Regions from separate parts of the Homo sapiens genome. Here region 2 is linked to region 1. Evidence: chromatin contacts called from ENCODE Hi-C data. All regions are on one chromosome and are shown on one strand. Each heading gives the region's core, a stretch centred on a gene start or an enhancer-like site at or near the end of the contact. The rest is flanking DNA. Distances are from core to core; before and after follow the strand shown. Region 1 holds the start of MARK1 (microtubule affinity regulating kinase 1). Region 2 holds the start of IARS2 (isoleucyl-tRNA synthetase 2, mitochondrial).

Region 1 (5,467 bases), core at 1,867-4,366:
GCATTAATATATTAGCTAACAAGCAGGCTTGTTACTTTATTTCATCGATGAGAAGTAAAAATGGATGATGCCATTTACTACCAACTAGAGAATAAAGAGAGTCACCAATGGTGATTTCGTAGCCATCAGTGGTGGCCTCTTTGATAAACACCTATAACACCTATAAACCAATTTAGCCCTATTTACACAATGTCTTCTACCATACATTACTTGTTTGGGATTATTATCTCTTCTGTAAGCTCCTTGCAGGGAGAGACTTTATCTTAAACACTACTTCTATATCCCCTTCCCAACCCTTTACCTAAAAAATGAACATGCTGAGTGCATACTTATTAATTGACAGGTGTCATATAATAGATATTTTCCACAGCAATTAGGAGAAAATAAGGTGTGGGTAAAGTAAGCTAAATGGAGATATCATTATGTACAACACAATAAGGCACAAGACCATAAAAGTGACTTTGAAATAACATGTTCAGAAACAGCAAATCAGTTTATACAGCATAATCATTTTCAGAAGGTACTCACAACAAAATTTATCATACTATTATTGCTTAGCTTTAAAATCCTTTTTTGTGTGTTCTTACATGAGAAGCTGCATTTTGTGCTATTCCTTAATGCATATTTCTATAATTATATCTCATGTCTTTATGAAGTACCTTATTCATACAAGTATGAGAAAAGCTATACTATTCAAAATCTAAAAGAAAATAAAAACAATGTATTTTTCCACTCCTCCTGGGTTAACACATACAGTAATTTGCTAATAAAAACAAAGGTTATCATCTGTCATACTTTTCATTCACACTCTTGAATGACAGGCATTTTTTTAATGTTCCTGTTAGAAAAATTCTGTGCCAACTCGGCTTTAAAACCAACTCAAACCAAAATATCCATCTTTTTCTCTGAACTTGTTCAATCTCTCAATCAAAATTATGTATCAATTATATTTTCTAAAATAGTTATGATGCAAATGAAGTTCTAATTTATGATAGCAGCAGCCTTACACTATCTTTCCCATTTAAATGCACGGCGCTAGGGAAGACAAAAGCATACTCTGAAACATCTTCACAGGTCCTCTAACAATGGTCTCTTAGTAGAATTTCTTCTCTCTTTGTATAGTTATATTAAATTTCTGTGCTTCCCTCCTAAGATGAAATCATCTGTTTATACCCCTCCAACAACTCAGAAGTGAGCTTGTATCCTTTCTCTCATGCCTTTTGTCTAAGAACACCAAAGCGCTTCGTTATTTTATTTTACCAACCCCATGAAGTCAGTGGTATATCAAAAGCTGGACGGCTGATGAGATAACTAGACAGAGAGCTCTGGACAGCTGACCAAAACTTAGTACCCCTCTAGGTCCTTAAAATCAGTCGGAAAATCAGCCAAGCCCTATTTACAGGTCTTGAGTGTTTTAAACAAAAACAAAAACAAGAAAACCTTCCCACAAAGGAACTTGCACACACACACACAACTGTACTTTTCAGAAGGTGGAAATACAAGGGATCTTGTTCTTTTCGTTTTTCAAGAGTTTAAAAGCCCGGCACATCTGCATCTTGATAACAGCTCCAGAGGGCAATCTGATCAAAGACACAGAAAATCCCTCCTTTAAAGATGTGCACCTTGTGACACTCCAAGGAGGAGAGATATTTAAAGTAAAACCTGCCCTGCATCATTATCACTGACTTAAGGAAGAGATTAAAAAGCCCTTGGCTTCATGTGGCTTTTCAACATTTTGCTGTAACCCCAGGGCCATAGATGCTGTTCGTGAAATTCTTCTACTCATCCCTACTAAGAGTGTCACAGCAGTATAAACTCATACACAAACACGCACACATCTCCACTTCCATTCCCATCCTTCTCGCTTTGGTGCCCATGACCCAAAATGTGGACACAATGTTACAAAAAGCAAAGTCATGGGGCAATGCGGGGGGAGGAGGGGAGAGTGCAAAGGATTGAAAGATCCAGAAAAGCAAGAGTGTGAGAGGTAGCCGGCTCGTCTGCTATTGTAAAGCAAGCATTCATTCGGGTGGGGGCACAGAATGCAGAGGTAGAAATAAAGCAATCCTGACTGCCCACTCTGCCATCCCATTCTGCTTCTCTGCCCTCCATCACCCCATCCGCCCCTGGAGGACCACCTCCGAGCGAGAGGGCGCCACTTACGGTTCCCTACCCTCACCCTTGAGGGGAAACAAGCGAAATGGGGTTGGAATGAAGAATAGGGCTGAGCAGTGGGTGAGGGTCACGCCGGGCTCCAGGTGGAGACCCTGCCGCGGGTGGCCGCGCCGAGGCACGGGGGACGGCCCAAGCGCGGGTGAAGTGGGGATCAGAGGAGGGTCTCGCCCCCACTGCTCCCGAGGGAGGCTCCGGTTACTCACATTTTCCGTGTCCCGCTCGTTCACCGTCGGCAATGGCGTCCGGGCCGACATTTTGTGCGGGCAGCGGGGTCTGGCCGGGGTCTCGCCGGCCGGGCTGTGGTGCGGGCCCCGGGGGGCGACAGGAAAGGGGTGCGGACGCGAGCACAAGGCCGGGGCGAGCGGCTCCCGCAGGCCGCGGGGCGGTGCAACAAGCGGCCCCGGCGGGGGAAAGAGGGAAGAGGACGCGGAGGAAGAGGAGGGGGAGCCGCTTCCCGCGGCGGCGCCGCCGGGGTATGCGGACAGTAACGAGGGAGGGCTTCGGGCGAGGCGGTTGCCCGGCGCTGGCGGGGCGGCGAGGCTGGCAGGATGAGGCGTGGAAGGGGAGCCGGGAGGCGGTGGCGAGCCCCGCTAGGCTCTCCGGACCATGGGTGAAGGTGAAGCCGGTGCCTCAAATCACTGCCTGGCTCGTCCTGGCGAGCGCCTGGGCGTCAGGAACCGCGGCCCTGACAGCGTCACCCGCGCCGCGCCCCGTTCTCCGCCTCAGGTGTACGGCGCCGCCCGACCCAGCCGCATCCACGCGCCCGGGGCCCAGCGGCGGCGGCGCCCGATCCCCCGGCGCGAATGTCTCGGCTCGGTCCGCGCGGTCACAGCCACCGCCGCCGCCGCGCCTCAGTCAGGAGGAGCGGCCCGAGCCGGCTGCGCGCGGAGCAGCGGGCGCGGCACGCAGCGCCCAGAGGCACTTGGCGGCCGCCGCCGGGTGGGCGGGCGCCAGCCGAGGGGGCCTCTCCATTCATTCCCTCATTAGGGATGCGGGGCCGCCTCCTCCTCCTCCTCCTCCTCCTTTTTCTCCTCCTCCTCCTCCCGCGCTCTCTTGCCCGCCTGTCCCTGTGTTTATTTTTGTTTCGTGCCCCACCCGCAGAGTTTACGGTCGTCTAAGAGCCTCTGGTGGTTTTATTTTTATTCGTGTTTGGTTTTTGCCGGGTTGAGGGTGAGAGAGAGCTGATGTGAATCAGTGGCTTTTTTTTTTCTTTTTCTTTCTTTCTGTTTTTGTTTGTTTGTTTGTTTGTTTGTCCGTTTCATTGGAGAAGAATTGGATTCAATCCTACCCTGGATCCTACCCCTCCTTTTCTCCTACCTCGGGACTTTTACCATTCTTAAATTCTACTCCTCCTCCCCCGTTTCCACGCTTTCTCAATCCCTATCCTCGCCTGAGCCCTCTGTCAGTCTCCTTCTCTAGGGAGCCGTTAGGTTCAGGGTCACCCTCAGAGTTTGGCAAAAAGCACAGAAGCCCCTAGAAGCGCCAGCAGCCTAGGGAGGCGGCTGGAGACTCAGTACAAGTGGGTCTCAGCCCCCGACGGCGCGGCCTCTTCGGGAATGGGGCCGGCGGAAGACGTCTCGCTCTGGGCGCCCTGCAGCACCCTCGGAGTGGGTGAGACCCGCGAGTCACAACATCTACACTGGCTGATCGTCACTTCCTGGGACACAAGGAAGTGTCACTTAGGCGAGCCTGTTTAGGGAGGATGGAGAGCTGTGTCTGATTTGGGCCCTGTCCTCCCTCTTCCAGGTGGCTTCCTCACACTTCCACCCACCTGCCTCAAGACATCCTGTAGGCACCCGCGTCTGTAGTGCATTGTCCAGGACCCATTCGCCTTTTATAAGCAAGGCTGCATTTTTTTTTAATCTCATTTGAGAGCTTACATTTTGCACATTCAGCCTGTAGAACGAAAACCTTATCGTCTCTCTATTCTTCTTTGCAACATTTCTTTTTCACTTCCTTTCATGGATGGGCAGGAAGACAAAAGGAATGAAAGATAGGAGCGGATACATTGATTTTCTGAGCTGCTTCAGTATGCCTCCAGTGGAATTCTTATAATGGTGGGAAATTTCTCGTCTCTTCTGAATTTCCTCCATTTGAAAGAAGAATCCCTGAACCAGATGGTTTTTATCCTGACTCATTAAAGGTTGTTTCTGAAAAGTTAACACTTGACCCTTGAAGCATGGGTCCAAAAGACCTGAAAATAGCAAACACAAAAATCCTTTGAGGAAAGAAGCAATTCTCACCCAGTCTATATTCACTTCTAGAACACCATCTGTGTACTTATTTCTTTAGCATTTTCTCTTGTAACCACTTACCAATTTCACAAAGCAAATGAAAAAAAAAAAAAAAACAAGATCCCTTTGGTGGTCATCACCACTTCTCAAACAGAATTTAGGCAGCGGAACTGCAATGCTGCCTCCTGAACTATGATGTGTTACTGAGAATGTCAAGCATTTACGTGCCCTCTGCAGAAAATCCTGAATCACCAAGATACATTGAAGTTGCAAGGGCATAATCCTGTATTTTTCTGGTTATTTTCTGGTTAACTATTGCGACGGCTGCCTGTAGGGGCTGCCATCACAGTGTCAGCGGCATCACTGACTGCTGCAGCCACACAAGGGTACCTAGTGTTGCAATAGTACCTGAGTTAACCTAGCAATAAACAAGTAGCTGTGAAAAGGCGTTCAGCCCCATTGGAATATGAATCATTCCTTCAGCTGGTAGTATGTATTTTGCTCTTTAAAGTATACTCACATATTTTTCTATCTTTATAATCGTGGTGACCCTGACAGGCATATTTATTTCCATTTTACAAAATTCCACTAAGTTAACTTGTTCAAGATCACAGATGCACCAGGTTAATAAGATACAGAAGAAGATAACTGAAATATGTGGTGCTGTTCAATCTTGCACCAGTCACAAAAACCATAGGTTCACCCCATAAGATATAATGGCTAATTCGAGACAGAGCTTAAAGGAGAGCCCCAGATTCTGGCACAGTGGCTTCCACAGATTTTAAAGTGTCTGTTAAAAGCCATGGACAAATCCCTTAGCTATATTTGCTACACAATGCTCACTATTTCACATATTGAAATTTACGGAATATCACATAATAATAGGAAGGGATATTTATTGTTTAAGTCAATCCCCAAGAACACTTCTAACAGTGAAACTACATTCAAAGAGAGTCATTACTAGGTAGCTCGAATCCATAATTCTAGCTAGCCAAATTGTTTTTTTGGATAGAACAATTCTATCCAAAAGAAAATGCCATTCAAATAATCCTTATTAA
Region 2 (6,141 bases), core at 2,542-5,041, 430 kb after region 1:
AGCCTGGGTGACAGCGTGAGACTCTGTCTCAAAGAACAACAACAACAAAAGATGCCACTGTTTTTTATGGAATTATTCCTTTGTCCTCAATCCACATGGAGCTGGCTCCCTCTGCTGCAGCTCCAAGAGTGAACACGTGATCCACTGTAGCCATTAACATATTCTATCCCCAAGTCTGCAATGACTGATTCAGAAATAGATGTGCGACCCAAATCAGGCCAATGAGATTCAATTCCAGGACTTTTATAAGAATTATTGGGGGCCAGACGTGGTGGCTCACGCCTGTAATCCCAGCACTTTGGGAGGCAGAGGCGGGCAGATCACGAGGTCAGGAGATCGAGACCATCCTGGCTAACACAGTGAAACCCCCTCTCTACTAAAAATACAAAAAATTAGCCGGGCGTGGTGGCAGGCGCCTGTAGTCCCATCTACTTGGGAGGCTGAGGCAGGAGAATCGCTTGAACCCGGGAAGCGGAGATTGCAGTGAGCCAAGATTGCACCACTGCACTCCAGTCCGGGCGACAGTACAAGACTCTGTCTCAAAAAAAAAAAAAAAAGAAAAAAGAACTGTTGGGAAAGAGAAGGTGGAATTATGTAAGCCTGAAACTACTGGGAAATGTGCTGGGGGTCTGGGGTGGGGCAGTCACTAAAGTAGCAAAGAGTGAGAGACAGAAACCAATTCTTAATTTTATGTGAATTCCTGATCCAGCTATGCAGGTGGCTAAAACTATCTGGACTCTACAGTAAAAAAGCCAGTAAATTCTCTCTCTTTGCTTAATCCAGTTAATGTTGGCTCTTCCATTCCTTGCAAAAGGGTTTGAAATAATAGAGTTTTATTCTGTATTTATATCACAAAACATGATTTTTTTTTTTTTTTGAGACGGAATCTTGCTCTGTTGCCCAGGCTGGAGTGCAGTGGCGCGATCTCGGCTCACTGCAAGCTCCGCCTCCCGGGTTCACGGCATTCTCCTGCCTCAGCCTCCCGAGTAGCTGGGACTATAGGCTCCCGCCACCATGCGTGGCTAATTTTTTGTATTTTTAGTAGAGACGGGGTTTCACCGTGTTAGCCAGGATGGTCTCGATCTCCTGACCTCGTGATCCGCTTGCCTCGGCCTCCCAAAGGGCTGGGATTACAGGCGTGAGCCACTGCGCCTGGTCTCTTTAATAGCACTATTGACCCATTCAGTGACCAAATTCCTGGTTTTGAAACTACAGATGCCTAAGCCCACTTCCTCCCCAAAATTTCCACTGAAATCTACAAAAAATAAAGAACTGAAAAATGAGTGAACAGATTGTAGTATTAACATATTCTCTCAATGAAATTCTACTAAGCATTTTAAAAATAATGAATTATTGATATCTGTGGGCCAAGCACTGATTACAGGCATGAGCCATACTGCCCGGCCAAGACATACCTTTTTTTTGTCCACTGCTATTCCCAGATTCTAGAACAATGCCTCGCCCGATAATTATGCACTGAATAAGATGATGTTTACTAATATAACGTTAAGCTCAAAGCAAATAGCAGCAATTTTTTTTATGCAGTACTAAAATTGTATATTGCTTTCTATGAAAATGTTTTAGTTTTATGTGCAAATCTAAATTTACATAATTATCATATAATTAGAATACACATTTATAAAGAGTATTTACATAAACACTTTCTTTCAAGTGTCATAACCTAAATTATAGTTACCTTATTTAAAGCATGTCCAACATGAGGGTCACCGTTTGCATAAGGAGGTCCATCATGAAGGCAAAATTCTGTCTTTACTTTTCTTTCTCTTTGCCATGAATAAAGTTCTGAAAATCCACATTTCTGTTTTAAAAAAAAAAAAGATATCTAAACATCATATAAATACATACTCCTGAGTCTAACCATAAATAACAGCCAACACTTGCTTATTTCCATTCCAATTACATTCCAATCTATTCCATTCCAATCTACTCAACTCTGAAATACAAGGTGAGGTTTCTGAAATGCGTGTCAAAGTACGCATCTCTTAAAATCTTTCAGTAATGTCCCCATACACCTCAGATTGAAGTCTAAACTCTTTATATGATATGCAGCACCCTACAAAGGTTTAGTGCCACTAAGTTCTCGGGCATTCTTTCATCACTCCCCATGCTTCACTCCTCACCCCCGACATGTTGAAGGACCTGCAGATTCCCGACACACATATTCTTGCTATTCTTTGGCGGCAATGCTTGCCATTCCCCAAATCTGGGAACAACATGCATGGCAGTCTAAGTCACTTCCCTTCCCTCACTTGCTGTATGATTTTGTCCAGGTTACTGTGCACTTACGGGCCTGCTTTCTTATCTGAAAAAAAAAAGTGTTAATATCCATCTTACAGGGCTGGTGTGAAGATTAAACGAGGAAACATTTGAAACTGTCACTCTTTCTGGCATACAGAAGGTATTGACTAAAAAACCTTTAAAAAATTAGATGAACTCTTATAACTGTCAGAATATTTAGGCTAAGTATATTTACTTAACCAATATTCCAAGAATATCAGGGATTTTTAAAGACTAGAATTACAGAAGCTAAAGAGGAATCTCTGCTCTTAGAAAGTTCAGACTAGGCTGGGCGTAGTGGCTCAGGCCTGTAATCCCAGCACTTTGGGAGGCCGAGGCGGGAAGATCACTTGAGGTCAGGAGTTAGAGACCACCCTGGCCAACATGGTGAAACTCCATCTCTACTAAAAATATAAAAATTAGCCGGGCGTGGTGGTGCGCACCTGTAATCCCAGCAACTGGGGAGGCTAAGGCAGGAGAATTGCCTGAGCCTGGGAGGCGGAAGTTGTAGTGAGCTGAGATCGCGCCATTGCACTCCAGCCTGGGCGACTTCAAACGAGTCATAATTCCAACTAGGGATCTAAAAGATCCAAGAAGTGGGCTTCAACTTCCCCTTCATTCATCATAATTGAGGTTTTTAAGGTTTTTTTTAAGGACGGGGGGGTGGGGGTGACTAGCCAATATGGTCTCGAACTCTTGGCTCAAGCGATTCTCCCGCCTTGGCCTTTCAAAGTTCTGGGATTACAGGCGTGAGCCACTGCGCCCAGCCTGGGTTTTTATTTACATGTGGACATGTGAATTTACTTTTTACAAGGCATTGGAAAAGTGCCCAAAGTCTATCTGTTTTGCCTACGGTAGACATGGGACATACGTGCGATACATGCTGGTAACTGGGCATCGCTAGTGACCCCTTAATGTCCCGCTCCAGAACCTGGTACAAAGGAGGGGCTCATCTAGAGATTTCTTCACTTAGGTTTTCAGCCCACAAAATCTGTGCGAAGCAGACGAATTCCACCAATCTGGTCACACCCCCGCCCACCCGCACCGGCGTGGAGCCTAGAGGTGTGGCGCCTGCGAGCGCCCGGTGCCCGCGGCCGGATCGGGCCTCTCTGGAGGCCCCGCGCCGAGGCGGGGCCCGTACCTGCTGGATCTCCAGCTCCGTGTCCGGCTGCTGGCGGCCCAGCAGCTTCATGGGGAAGCTCGTCTGCGGCAGCAGCACCGTGTCCCGGTATCTGCCACTATTCGAGTTCGGCTGGTGGTTACTGGCCCCGGAGACCGACCGCACCAGAAGCCTCTTCGTCGCCCCTTGCCATCCCGGGCTGCAGGGAAGGCGGGGCGTCCCCCACAAACTTCGGGCAGTGGCCAGGGCGGCCGCGCCCGGCCCGCGAGGGCGCAGCCCCCAACGCATGGTCCGGCAACCCCTGAGAGCGGGGTCCTCCGCTCCCGCCCCAGCTTGAAGGGGCAGGACCCCAGGAAACCAAGGGGAGCCGAGTAAGAGGGCGCACGCGCTCCGGGAGCGGAAGGGGCGGGGAGGGAGCGGCGGGTAGTGGGGGCGGGGCGGTGGGCACCGCCTTCCCGGAGTCCGCGGAGGCTGAGCCACCTCCGGGTCCTCCCTGCAGCCGCCGGGGGGCGGGCTCAGATTCACGGGGGCGGGGAAAGGTGGGGCTCATAGTCCAATCGCTGTGCCCTGCTTTTTAAATATATATATATATATATTTTTTTTTTTTTACTTTAACACAACATAGCTATGATTGTATCACTTTAACATGTAGCCAATAAAAAGTAAGATATTTTACATATTCTCTTCATACGAAGCCTTTGAAATTTGACATGTACTTTGCACATACTGCACATCTCAATCTGGGCTAAACTCATGGCAAGGCCTCAACAGGCACACTTGGGTAATGACTACGACTGTGGGCAGCACAAGTTCAGTGAAAATATTGTAAAATAATAAAATTTCAGCAAATCGAGTTTTAAAGATCTAATTGGCTATTATTAAATATTCCTAAACCTTTCTACAAAATAGAAAGGATCTCTGATGAGCTGTGGGGGCAGGGTGAGGTTTATAGGCAGAAAAGGTTGAAGAAGGCAGAAACAGGGAACGAAAAGCAGACGCCATTTGGCTTAATGGATTTGGCTATCATCTCTCCTGATTTCCTGGAACGCAGACCTTACAAGTAAACAGCCTAGTGCAGGAGCTCAGTCCAAATCAATGACTTCCCATAGATTTTAACAATATTATAAAACAATCTAACCTTTTTTTAAGATTCTCTGAAATCCCTGTTATATCCCACTCATAGAATAGTATGGTATATATAGCAACTTCTGCTCCTGTTTCTGACAGATTCTGCTCTATTTGGTTGTCCAGTTCATAATAGTTCACAATTGTTACCATTTCATTGTTGAGTATACAACTTGGGAATAGCCTTCCTAATCATAAAACACAACATCCAGAACATTTGGTTCACATAAATAAGAAGGACAGATTTTCTACAAGTATGAAAACATATATATACCAAAAAAAGATACCGGAAAGTGAGAAACCAAGTGACAAACAGAAAGCACTCAATGTCAGCCTTTCACCAATCAATGACTCCAGCTCTGTACCTGAATTAATTCACTTAATCTTCAAAACCAGATGAGGTGAAGACACAGCATACCAAAAAAACCTGTGAGATAGGAACTATGAGTATTTCCATTTCACAGCTAAGGAAACTGAGGCACATAGAATTATGTAACTTGCTCAAGATGATACAACTAAGTAGCACAGCTGGAATTCAAACCCAGGCAGTTAGATTCCAGTGTGTGTGCATAGCCACCATGTTATGTTGTCTTTCCTACACTATACTGTGGAAGAAAACATTTGCTACACATTAAAAAATAATAATACACAAAATGCATAAAGAGCTGCTACAGATCAAAAAAACAAATGTAAACAACCCAATTTAAAAAAAAAAAAGGATAAAAGAAGCTGGACACAGTAGCTCATGCCTATAATCCCAGCACCTTAGGAGGCTGAAGTGGAAATATCACTTGAGCCCAGGAGTTTGAGACAACCCTGGGCAACATAGGGAGACCCCTATCTCTGAAATAATTTTTAAAATTAGCTGGATGTAGTGGCATGTGCTTGTGGTCCCAGCTGCTTTGGAGGCTGTGGTGGGAGGATCGCTTTAGCCCAGGAAGTCAAGGCTGCAAGTGGGCCATGATTACACCACTACACTCCTGCCTGGGCAACACAGTGAGAGCCTGTCTCAAAATAATAATAATAAAGCAAAAGAAATGAACAGTCAACTCAGAGACACAGAAGTGGAAACAGCTAATAAACATAAAAAGATCCTCAACTTTAGGAGTCATGGGAATAGACAGTTAAAATACCATTTTCTTTCCAGCAGATTAAAGCAAAAATAAAGAAGTTTGATAACAGGGCTTGGGAGAATGTGTGAAAGTGGACTGCTGATGGTAGTGTTAAATAGGTACTGTCGGCCAGGTGCGGTGGCTCATGCCTATAATCCCAGCACTTCGGGAGGCCAAGGTGGGTGGATCACCAGAGGTCGGGAGTTCAAGACCAGCCTGACCAACATGGAGAAACCCCATCTCTACTAAAAATACAAAATTAGCCGGGTGTGATGGCGCATGCTTGTAGTCCCAGCTACTTGGGAAGCTGAGGCAGGAGATTTCCGAATGGCAATTTAGCAATATCCATCACCATTTAAAATGCGCTTCAGCTGGGCGCGGTGGCTCACGCCTGTAACCACAGCACTTTGGGAGGCTGAGGCAAGTGGATCACCTGAGTTCAGGAGTTCGAGACCAGCCTGGCCAACCTGGCCAACATGGTGAAAT

What was found. Hi-C counts contacts between places; a loop is a spot of excess contacts on that map. Pooled maps may share reads with other maps.
Region 2: a loop to region 1 is called in a map of sigmoid colon, with 6 times the contacts of the local background. The contact joins the promoter of IARS2 here to the promoter of MARK1 in region 1. A Hi-C loop is called at or near these places in 3 of 168 maps with a recorded cell type or tissue (chondrocyte, heart right ventricle and sigmoid colon), 1 of 37 single-sample maps with no recorded cell type and 5 of 50 pooled maps.

The regions. Positions count from the first base shown.
Region 1 is chr1:220,525,785-220,531,251 of GRCh38, reverse strand. It overlaps MARK1 (microtubule affinity regulating kinase 1), which reads right to left and starts at 3,116. Exons shown (of 18, transcript NM_018650.5): 1 at 2,379-3,116. The coding sequence starts at 2,429. RefSeq lists a silencer at 2,753-3,052.
Region 2 is chr1:220,091,782-220,097,922 of GRCh38, reverse strand. IARS2 (isoleucyl-tRNA synthetase 2, mitochondrial) reads right to left here and starts at 3,791. Exons shown (of 23, transcript NM_018060.4): 1 at 3,440-3,791; 2 at 1,697-1,819. The coding sequence starts at 3,706. RefSeq lists an enhancer at 3,063-3,562 and silencers at 3,572-3,901, 3,922-4,001.